2 separate regions of the Homo sapiens genome follow, and region 1 is linked to region 2. Evidence: read pairs that join two places in POLR2A ChIA-PET (ENCODE). Cell type or tissue: PC-9. All regions are shown on one strand. Links, peaks and the distances in the headings refer to the core of each region. The heading gives the core; the rest is flanking DNA.

Region 1 (2,500 bases), core at 1-2,500, 280 kb after region 2:
CTGATTCTAAATATTGTATGAGGTTCCAATGGTCATTTTAATCCCAGTCATCTTAAGTAGTAGTACAGAGATTGAATGTTCAAGATTTCACATCATTTTAGGCTTGTGGATCTCCAGTAGACTTCTCCCTCTTTAAGAGCAATTCTAACTTTAAAAGGGCAGAACCAGAGAAAGAATTAAGTGACAGAAATTGACATTTCTGAATAAGAGGTGTATTCATCTGTTTTCACATTGCTATAAAGACACTACCTGAGACTAGGTAATTTATAAACAAGAGAGGTTTAATTGACTCACAGTTCCACATGGCTAGGGAGACCTCAGGAAACTTACAATAATGGTGGAAGGCAAAGGAGAAGCAAGCACCTTCTTTACAAGGTGGCAGGAGAGAGAGCGAGCACGGGGGAAACCACCATATTTAAACCATCAGATCTCATGAGATCTCCCTCACTATCGTGAGAACAGCATGCAGGGGGAAAATGCCCCATGATCAGTCACCTCCCACCAGATCCCTCCCTCGACACAGAGGATTACAATTCGAGATGAGATTTGGGTGGGGACACAGAGCCAAACCATGTTGGGGGGATTACCTGTAAGTGAACCAGGTGTATGTGCTAAGAGACCTGCACCATCCCTGGAATTTGCAGAGAGCCCACCTGCACATTATTATGGGACCAGAGGCAGTATATGTTGTGGTGTTTGGTTCCTTAAGCTGGTAGCTCCTTGAAGAGGGGATTATAACTTTAATGTTTCTTACTACTCTATCAATTTTGGAAATGGTGATTTACTTTATGGAATGGCCAAACAAGGTTCTGTTCCCCAAGCCTTCCCTACCTTCAACCTCTTTCTCTACCTTTCTCTTTTCTCTCAATAGCAAAAAAGCAAAACCCAACAACAAACCATATAAATGACTTTGTAACTTCCCAGAGATGGTTTTTGTATGCAAAGTAGTGTTCTACACTCTGGAAAAAATAGAAATGTATTTCTTTCAGCCTGAACTGGGTGGACATAATTGGATCTGCCTCTGAGAGCAAGGAATAGCACCTGTTCACTAACCTCCCAGAATCGTAATCCTGAAAATCTCCACTTTCATCCAAGGCACAGGCGTGGTGGAAACGTATCATGGCTACTCTGAAGCAAAGAAGGTTCTGCATGCCTTGGGAGGAGAGCCACACAGGCACAGTTCCTTGTTTTTGGAAAGGGACACCAAATCCATGCTAAGGCAGTCACGTGGGCACATACCAGTTTTCATAGAGGATATGACCTCAGAGAGTGAAGCTTGAATTGTTTCACAATTTGTGGTTCTGCCAGTTAGCCAGAGTTGTAGAAGTTCCCGTTTCCTTATAAGGGAAGCTCATCTAAAAGGAATCCTGCTTAATTCTTTGGTCATATGAGTGTCTACATCCTGTCAGGATTAGTACCATTGAGACAGGTCTCATAAAAGTGGGGTGTACTAGAGATAGTTCATTTTTGTTACATCTCATCACGGTGAGGGTGGTGAGCTTTCTCCTGGCTTATCAGGAGAAAACAAGGATAAGTTTAAAACTTGGATGGGGATTATTGAAGATAGGTGTGGAGGACCATGGGGGGCTCATCAAGGCACAGGAGAGAGACAGCTCTCTGCTGCTTCTCGTGGGGGAAGGGAAAGAGATTCTAGACATTTGGAGAAGGCTTAAAGTTGGAAGTAGATACACCAGTGGAAAAGGCTTTCAAACAGGTGCCCCTGGGATGATGGATAAGAGAAGCTTGGCACACAGACTATAAAGAATATGGCCCAAGGGCCCTAGCCCAGGGCTTCTCACATGACTACATGCAGGAATCACTGAGGGAGCCTGTTAGGAAGCAGCTTCTGACTCAGCACTCAGCCAGAGAGTCTGCAGTTCTCGCCAGCTCCCAGGAGATGGTGACTGCCGGTCCAGACACCACCCTTTGAGTAGTGAGGTCCTAGAGGTCACATTTGTCCAACATGAAACTGGGGAGGGGGGGTTTCCCTAAGAGCAAGGGCAGTCAGGACCATGAACCAATCTTATGCCTCCTGGAGCAGAGCTCTCCACCTCATCCTGGTGGTCTTGGAAGAGTGAAGAGATTCAAAGCACACGATGAGCTTTAACATAAGCTGCTGGCTTTGGCTACTGGGATTGAGCTTTATGAAAGTGTTCTGTTCCCACAGCAGTACAACATGGACTTCAGACCCTGGTATGTGGCACTGAGATACCTTGTGTGGACACCAGGGTGGGTGAGATTGGGTGATCAGTAGACATCACAGAAAATGCAGGGAAAAGAGCATCAACAAAGATGACATTGGGGGAAAGAGCTCTGGAACCTGACTGTCGGGGTTCAGATCCCAGCTCCACCACTTAGCAGCAGCATGAACTTAAGTTTCTTAATTTCTCTGTGCTTTAGTTTCTTCCACTATAAAATGAGAATAATGGGCCAAACTTCAAGGGCTATTGTGAAGATTAAATGAGCTAGAACAGGTATTTAGAACAGGAACTGGCATTTA
Region 2 (7,824 bases), core at 3,244-5,743:
TTGCTCTCTGCTTCTGCTTCCCGTATGCTGCATTTTGGAAGGTTTCATATTGCTTCTGCAACAATTTTTTTTTTTTTTTTTTTTTTTTTGGTTAGTTGGATGGCTGAATGAAACACAACCTTCCCTGCAGACATCAAAGCATGTCTCCAGCATAGCAAACTCTCCATCCAGCCTTTCGTCTCTCCGGCTACATTCCAATTTAACCAGGGCTGCCTTGCATGATAATCAGGCCTAATTACCACTTTATCCCTTGATTGTTGTGCTGAGTTTTGGAACTGCAGAGTTCTTTTCTCAGCTTCGGTTCTGCCTTCTCTTACCCTCCCTCCTATTATTTAGCATACCCAGGACTGAGATTTAGCCATTCTAATTAGCAAATAGGTGAAAAGGGCTGGACTGTGCCTTTGGAATATCAGGGCTCTGTCCACTTAGTAAACTTGAATTCCTTTCACAACTGTGGGAAGACCTTGCCATAGACAGGATATTCTGAATACCACGGGAGCTTTAAGAGATTTATTACTAGGTTAAAGAGTGAAACAAAGGCCCTGAGATGATATCCTCATTCCCCAGAGGTATTTTCCTACCTTCTCTCTTACCACACACACAGGCACAAGATCTTTTACAAAATGATGAAACCAGGAAGGAAGGGGGTGTAAACTGGGGCTTTTGGAATCTTTTTTCTAATTCTTTCACTTGGTACAATGCATTTGAATGCCTTCGTTTCCCTAACTGCAAAAGGAGTCACAGCCAAATAATTGAAAAATCAGAACACAACTAATGCCATCTACCTGCAGTGTAAACCATCCAGGCAGATGATAATTTATGTTTTACTTTAAAGTTGTTTTTCTTTCTTTCTTTCTTTCTTTTTTGTTTTGAGATGGAGTTTCGCTCTCGTTGCCCAGGCTGGAGTGCGCTGGCGCAATCTCGGCTTACCTCAACCTCCACCTCCCAGGTTCAAGCAATTCTGCCCCAGCCTCCCGAGTAGCTGGGATTACAGGTGCCCGCCACTATGCCCAGCTAATTTTTTGTATTTTTAGTAGAGATGGGGTTTCTCCATGTTGGCCAGGCTGGTCTCGAACTCCTGGCTTCAAGTGATCTTCTCACCTTGCCTTCCCAAAATACTGGGATTACAGACATAAGCCACCATCACTGGCCTAAAATTATTTTTAATTTGTTATTTTTATGACAAATTTATTGAGTACCACATGTGCCAGGTACTGTGTTAGATACTGGGGATTTTAAGATAATAGGATATAACTCTTGCCCTCAGTGAGAACACGCTGAACACTAAAGGTAGGTGAAGGGAATCTGGAAGGTCTGGAGGGTCTAGCTATGAGTTTTTCAAAAATATGATCTGAGGAAAACAAAATTGGCCTTGAGTTGATTGATAATTGTTGAAGCTGGGGATTGAAACATGATAGTTTAATATTACTATTTTGTCTCTTTTTTCCATGTTTGAAATTTTACATAACAGAAAAGTTAAGAAAAAAATATGTAATCTGGGGCCATAATCTGTAGAACCGCATGGAAGAGACTGATTGAAACACAGATTCTCTGGCCCCACCACGGTCCTAGTCAGCTTCTTGATGGGGTTCAGGAATCTGCATTGTAAATAAGGTCTTTGTATGAGTCCTATGCCTACTAAAATTTGAGTTCCTTGGCAGAGGACACAGTACATTCCAAGACTGGAGGCAGAAGAAAGAAGGAAAACTTTTTTTTTTTTTTTTTGAGACAGAGTCTCACACTATTGCCCGGGCTGGAGTGCAATGACATAATCTTAGCTCACTGCAGCCTCCGCCTCCCGGGTTCAGGCGATTCTCCTGCCTCAGCCTCCAGAGTAGCTGGGATTACAGGTGCCCGCCACCACGCCTGGCTTATTTTTTGTATTTTTTAGTAGAGATGGGGTTTCACTATGTTGGCCAGGCTGGTCTTGAACTCCTGACCCTGTGATTCGCCCACCTCAACCTCCCAAAGTGCTGGGATTATAGGCGTGAGCCACCGTGCCTGGCCGGAAAACTATTTATCAGAGAAGAAAAACTTCCTTGGAAGCCACTTAATGAGATCAGACAATTTCAGTACTATGTAGAGGACCTTTGCAGAGCCTGAGTCTAGGCCAAGGCATCTTAAATTGTAATGTACACAGGAATCACCTGGGAGCTTGTGAAAATGCAACAGGTTAGAGTGGGGATTGAGAGCCTGCATTTCTAGTTATCTCCCAAGTTAGCCGCTGATGCATTGCTGCTGGTCTGGGGATTGCACTTTGATAAGCAAGGGTTGGGGTAGCCTTAGTATTTTACAGATAAGAAACTGAGGCCTAGAGAGATGAATACTTGCTCTGTTGTTGCAGGCATTGATTCTATCATTTTGTGCTGCTATCTCCTAAGGATGCTGAGCCTTGGTAGGAGCCTATTACCAGTTGGATGTCATGAGCAGGCGGCACTTTAAACATAAAGATTGCAAACCTGGGGCTGAGCTGCAGTACAGATTTCTTCTCAGCACCTTGGGAATGGTCCAAGGAGTTGCAATGTGGCTGTTCTGCCACAGTCTGTTATTTCTTATCACTGTTACTGCATCTTCCAGGTCTGGTCTCTTGAATTCTATGAGAGTTCTTTGGCAATCATTAGACCTATTGAATGCATAACCCTATGCACTAACATATGCCCAGATTTATCTCATATATATATATTGTTGTTGTTGTTAAATGCTATTGCATTGAGCAAGTTTTGCAACTCTATCCTGAGTTGCAAAGACAACATGGGTAGACATCTATTAAATGTACTTCCTAATATTGGGACAGGAGTGAACTCCTTGATACAGGAAATTCCATGTCACACAAAGCTTGTAAGCTCAGGGAACTGATTATCCCAGGCGGGTACAGATTCAAAACTGCTTTGCTTTCTCACCCTCCTTGAAGGATAGATAAGATAGTTAAGCATCCTTAATGAAAAAGGATGCTTGGGGGGGTACTTCCTAACCTTTGAGGAAGAGGTTGAGGTTGAGTCAAAGAAGCTGTCCCTGTCCTGTTTCCCTGTCAGTGACAGAACTCAAGACAGGAGGACCAAAGAACTGACCCAGGGGCACGTTTCGTGATCACTAATTTCCAGGTAGTGAAGACTCAAGACATTTCTTAACAAAAAACATTACCAGAACCGCCGCACCCCCCATACTCCCCCACACATTCTTTTTTTTTTGAGTCGGAGTCTGGCTCTGTCCCCCAGGCTGGAGTGCAGTGGCGCGATCTCAGCTCACTGCAAGCTCCGCCTCCCGGGTTCATCCCATTCTCCTGGCTCAGCCTCCCAAGTAGCTGGGACTACAGGCGCCCGCCACCACGCCCGGCTAATTTTTTCGTATTTTTAGTAGAGACGGGGTTTCACCATGTTGACCAAGATGGTCTCGAACTCCTGACGTCGTGATCCATCCGCCTCGGCCTCCCAAAGTGCTGGGATTACAGGCTTGAGCCACCGCACCCGGCCTCCCCCACACATTCTCTGCCTATCTTGAAGCATCTCTTACTCTGGTCTTGAAACAATTTCTGCTGAAATGACTCTGAGTTAGAACGCCCTGTGATCTTTCCTAAAGACCTGAGCATGCCTCCTTGACATGCATCGCATTTACAGTTATATCCTTTCCCCTTGATCCAATGACTCATATTCCCTGAACCCTTTTATCTAAAAATGCTAAAGAGGGGACAAATGATTGGTAAGCAGAATCTCCTGGCCACTGCAGTCCCAATCAGAGTGAGGTTTGAAAGCTTTTCTTAGGCTCAGAGTCCAGGGAAAAGTTAATTTTTGGTTCTCGGCATGTGGACTTAGGTTTCTGTACCGGCGAGGAGTAAGGATGTGGAATGAGTAAACTCCCTGGGAGGTGGGGGGTGGGGAGGGGATGGGGCCTCCCTGGAGCCTCGGGCCATTAGTAATCTGCTTTGTGAATGGAGTTAAAGGAGGAGGGGGCTGCACATACTTGGAATTCCTTCATCTGGGTGGGCTCCTTCTCTCCAAACTTTCAGGATGTGGGAAATATAAGATGAAAGAAGCTGCATTTCCAGCCTATCAGGTTACAGCGTGGAAAATGGAGAGGGAAAGAAGTAGGGGGTGGAGAGTGGGGCGGGAGAAGGCCTCCCCGAGAGGGGCCAGGGAAACCCAGTTTGAGAACTGGCTGGGGAGAGTGAGAAAGAAAGAGTGCTGGGGCGGTCAGATCACGTTTCACATCACATCAGAGCTGTGGAATTTCCTCTCTTCTAGGGGGAGCCCTGTGAAGATGAAGTTGGTTTAAGGTTAGTCGGTGATGAATAATAGCCCAAAGGCGACTGATGGAGGGTGTTACTAAGTGACTGGTGTTTACAAGCAAAGCTTTGGTGGTGGGGTTGGGAGGTGGGAGCGGGAGCCATCTTCAATCTGAGTTGTTCACCAAATTCTGTGACCCGAGAATGGAGTCCATGTATGGATTTTATTTGTGTCTGACCTCTGTGGTATGCAGAGTCCTGAACACTCGGGCTGAGAAGGGGAGCAAAAGAAATGGGAAGGTAATTAGAAAAGGCGGGAGAACCTCCAGCGTGGGTAAGGGATGCAGGGCCCTCCGGGCACAATCAGTTTCTGCTTTGTGTCTCTGGCGTCCCTGGGGCGGTCCTGGCAGGATCTGTTTCTGTTCTACTTAATCCACGTGCTCCACACCACTCAGTTGTCACTGCCTGGCTCTCCGAGGACCTTACCTCCCCAGAGATGCGTTTATTTTTTAAGTGTACCCAGGCGGCTGTCCCTCCTTATTTTCTGTTATGAGAAAGAAAGCTCCACCCTGGGTGTGAAACAGAAGTGTGAAACTTCTGCGAGGCCGGGTAAGTGGCTCCTGAGGCCAGGTACACCCTCCTTAGGGAAGAATAAAAACAGTGGAAGACCACTGGGGTCAAGTTTGGGCCTAAAATTAAATAAAGGACAACGGGAGGGAAAATGGAACCAAGCAACTGGGCTGGTGGTGGCGTGTTAGGAGAAAAAGAATGTTTATTAAACCCTGATACCAACCACAGTCGGGTAATGTATTGTTCTAATATTATGACGAATAGAAAGTTATTAGATGGCATATAAATCATCACATACTACACATGACAAAAATATTGCTTGTTTTGAAAAAATTAGAATACAATAAAATACGCTTGTCACAAACCATAGCAAGCTTCATTTCATCTTTTTTCTCCTGTTTCAGAAAGCTGTTTAGGATTTTGCAGTATATCAGGGTCATCATTTTCAAACATCTATTAGTGCCATATTGTAGTCGCGTGAGAGGTTCAGTTAATAAAGGTTTCTGGTTGATAGATGGCTAGAGCAAACAGACTTTTGCACTATCTTCTCTGAATTGCTACTGAGTTATTACAATACACTGAGTCCATATTTTATCACTTTACAAACCATACACTCATATTTTCCCCTCCTCCCTCCCTTTCCAAACACTACCACCTCCAATAGTTTTGAGAAAAATAAATAGAATATTTCCTCCTCTTTGCATTAACTCCTCACAGCTCCCTTTCCAACACGAGCTGTAGCCTTGAACCTTGCTGGACTCAACTCCATTGCCTAATCCTTGCTGGTTTTGACACCCACAGTCATTTTCTAAGACTGGCTTTTTTTTTCTTTTTTTTTTTTTTTTCGTGAGGCCTATTAAATTTGGGATAGGTAGTATATTTGAACTGGTCCTTCTGGATTTCTGAGTGGTTTCCTAAGAACAGGTAAGGGTAGTAACTTGAGTGGTATTTCCTGTGTGCCCCAGTGAAATAAGTCAACAGCATGTTTTTCTAAGTTGAAATGAAAATTAATATTTTTTTTTGAGATAGGGTTTTGCTCTGTCGCTCAGGCTAGAGTGCAGTGGTGAGATTACAGCTCACCTTGACCTTCCGGGTTCAAGCAATCCTCCCACCTCAGCCTCCTGAGTGGCTGGTACTATAGGTGCGCACCACCATGCCTGGTTAATTTTTTTTTTTTTTTTTTTTTTTTTTGCGGGGGGGCAGGTATTTTTTGTAGAGACGAGGTTTTGCCATGTTGCCCAGGCTGGTCTTAAAGTCCCAGATTCAAGTGATCCACCCACCTTGGCCTCCCAAAGTGCTGGGATTACAGGCGTGAGCCATCGCACACAGTGGAAAATTATTATTTTTGAGACGGAGTCTCGCTCTGTCGCCAGTCTGGAGTGCAGTGGCACAATCTCTGCTCACTGCAACCTCCAGCTCCCTGGTTCAAGTGATTCTCCTGCCTCAGCCTCCCAAGTAGCTGGGATTATATGCACTCACCATCACGCCCAACTGATTTTTGTATTTTTAGTAGAGACGGGGTTTCACCATGTTGGCCAGGATGGTCTCGATCTCCTGACCTCAAGATCCGCCCGCCTCAGCCTCCCAAAGTGCTGGGATTACAGGCGTGAGCCACCATGCCTGGCTGGGAAAATTAATTTTTGAAAGTCCTGTAGTCAGCCTAGTCCACCGTAGCCTGCTGTTGACCTTAGTTTTGGAAGAGCTAAGGACTCAAATGTTAAAATTAGAACTGACTTTCAGTACTGGCCCTACCTACCAGCTGAGTACCTTATTTTTATTTAACGAACACTTATACAACATATACGAGGTACCAAGCACTGTTCTAAGTATTTTAGAAATATTTGCTTGGCTAATCCTCATAGTGGTGTTATTGTAATATAACACTATTATGAAGTATGTTGTTATTATCCTCATTTTACAGATGAAGAATCTGAGATGTAATTTGCCAACCTATGAACCTGAGTTTCAGCTCACTGCCCTAGCATATCCCCAGTTGGCTGGAGGGATATAGCCCTGTTTCCACATCTGCCTGCATGCAACTTTGAACAAATCACTTGGCATTGCTAGGAGGCATATGAGGGGTATGAAACTGTAGGCGGCAGGGGAGACAGGGCCTTTACACACACATGAAAAAGCAAAGAGCATGTATTTGGTACCCTTTTAGGGAGCGAGAGGAACGGGAGATTTCTCGGGCTGTTCCTCCCACCCCCATCCCTGCATAGAGCAGCATGTTTGGGTTACTTCAATACCTTCTTATAATTCAATTCACAGCCTCAGCCTTGTACCATTTCCGTTTCCTTGAACTGCATCTAGACGTGATTCTGGTCCCCACCAGCTTCTGACCTCATTACTCATTCTGTTTACAGCTTGGCCTCACCCTTCAGACTGCCCTGATTTCCCAGATAGGAATTTGGCTGCCCTCACTGACTATGATTCAGATTTTCGCCCCAGCCACATTGCACCAGGCCCTCCTGTGTCCACACCCCTCCGCTCAGGCTGGCACCCTGGGACCCTCACCTCCTTCCCTCACTGAAACCCCTGTCAAGGATCAGGCAGGTCTCTATAAAATACATCCCACCACGGAGAGTCTGGGCAGGATTACGGAGGATCTTGAAGGAAACTTGGGAAACTCTTGAAGGATTTGGAGTTGGGGGATAACGTGATGAAGGGGGATAGATTAGAAGGAGGTAAGGCTGGAGGCAGGGGCCTCTGTCAATGAGCTATTGCAGTGACACAAGTGACCCAAGGAAGGGCTGAGGGGGGTGCCCTGTGGAAATGGAAGTGAAGCGTGAATGGGAGACAGAAGATGAATCTCAGGACACTTGGTCATTGCCTGGATTTGAGAGGAATGGGGTGAGGAGAGTCGCACACCGCGATTCTCCAAGGTTCCCATATGAAGCATCTGGGAAGCTGATGACTCAAGGACGGGACCAGGGTGCTTGTGAGGCAGTGGAAGAGCCTGGCCTCGTGCCTGGCAATTGGGAATAGGCTCAACAAATGTTTACAGGAGGAGGTATATTTATATCAAACCTCTA

What was found. ChIA-PET counts read pairs that join two places held together with the same protein. Peaks named below come from ENCODE experiments on the same cell type or tissue, not always from the same donor. Only the 100,000 strongest peaks of a DNase experiment are listed, where the experiment ranks them.
Region 1: POLR2A ChIA-PET joins it to region 2 with 25 read pairs; 3 of 35 experiments call an interaction of 5 or more read pairs at or near these places.

The regions. Positions count from the first base shown.
Region 1 is chr6:36,852,316-36,854,815 of GRCh38, reverse strand. No RefSeq gene overlaps it. Among named protein-coding and RNA genes, the nearest start is that of CPNE5, 14 kb to the right of the region's middle. In PC-9, for the core only: no CTCF peak of the experiment used is centred there; DNase peaks (open chromatin) are centred at 1,305 and 1,845; H3K27ac peaks cover 2,459 bases.
Region 2 is chr6:37,134,108-37,141,931 of GRCh38, reverse strand. No RefSeq gene overlaps it. Among named protein-coding and RNA genes, the nearest start is that of PIM1, 32 kb to the left of the region's middle. RefSeq lists enhancers at 78-595, 3,658-4,494. In PC-9, for the core only: no CTCF peak of the experiment used is centred there; DNase peaks (open chromatin) are centred at 3,691, 4,261 and 5,741; H3K4me3 peaks cover 2,237 bases; H3K27ac peaks cover 2,500 bases.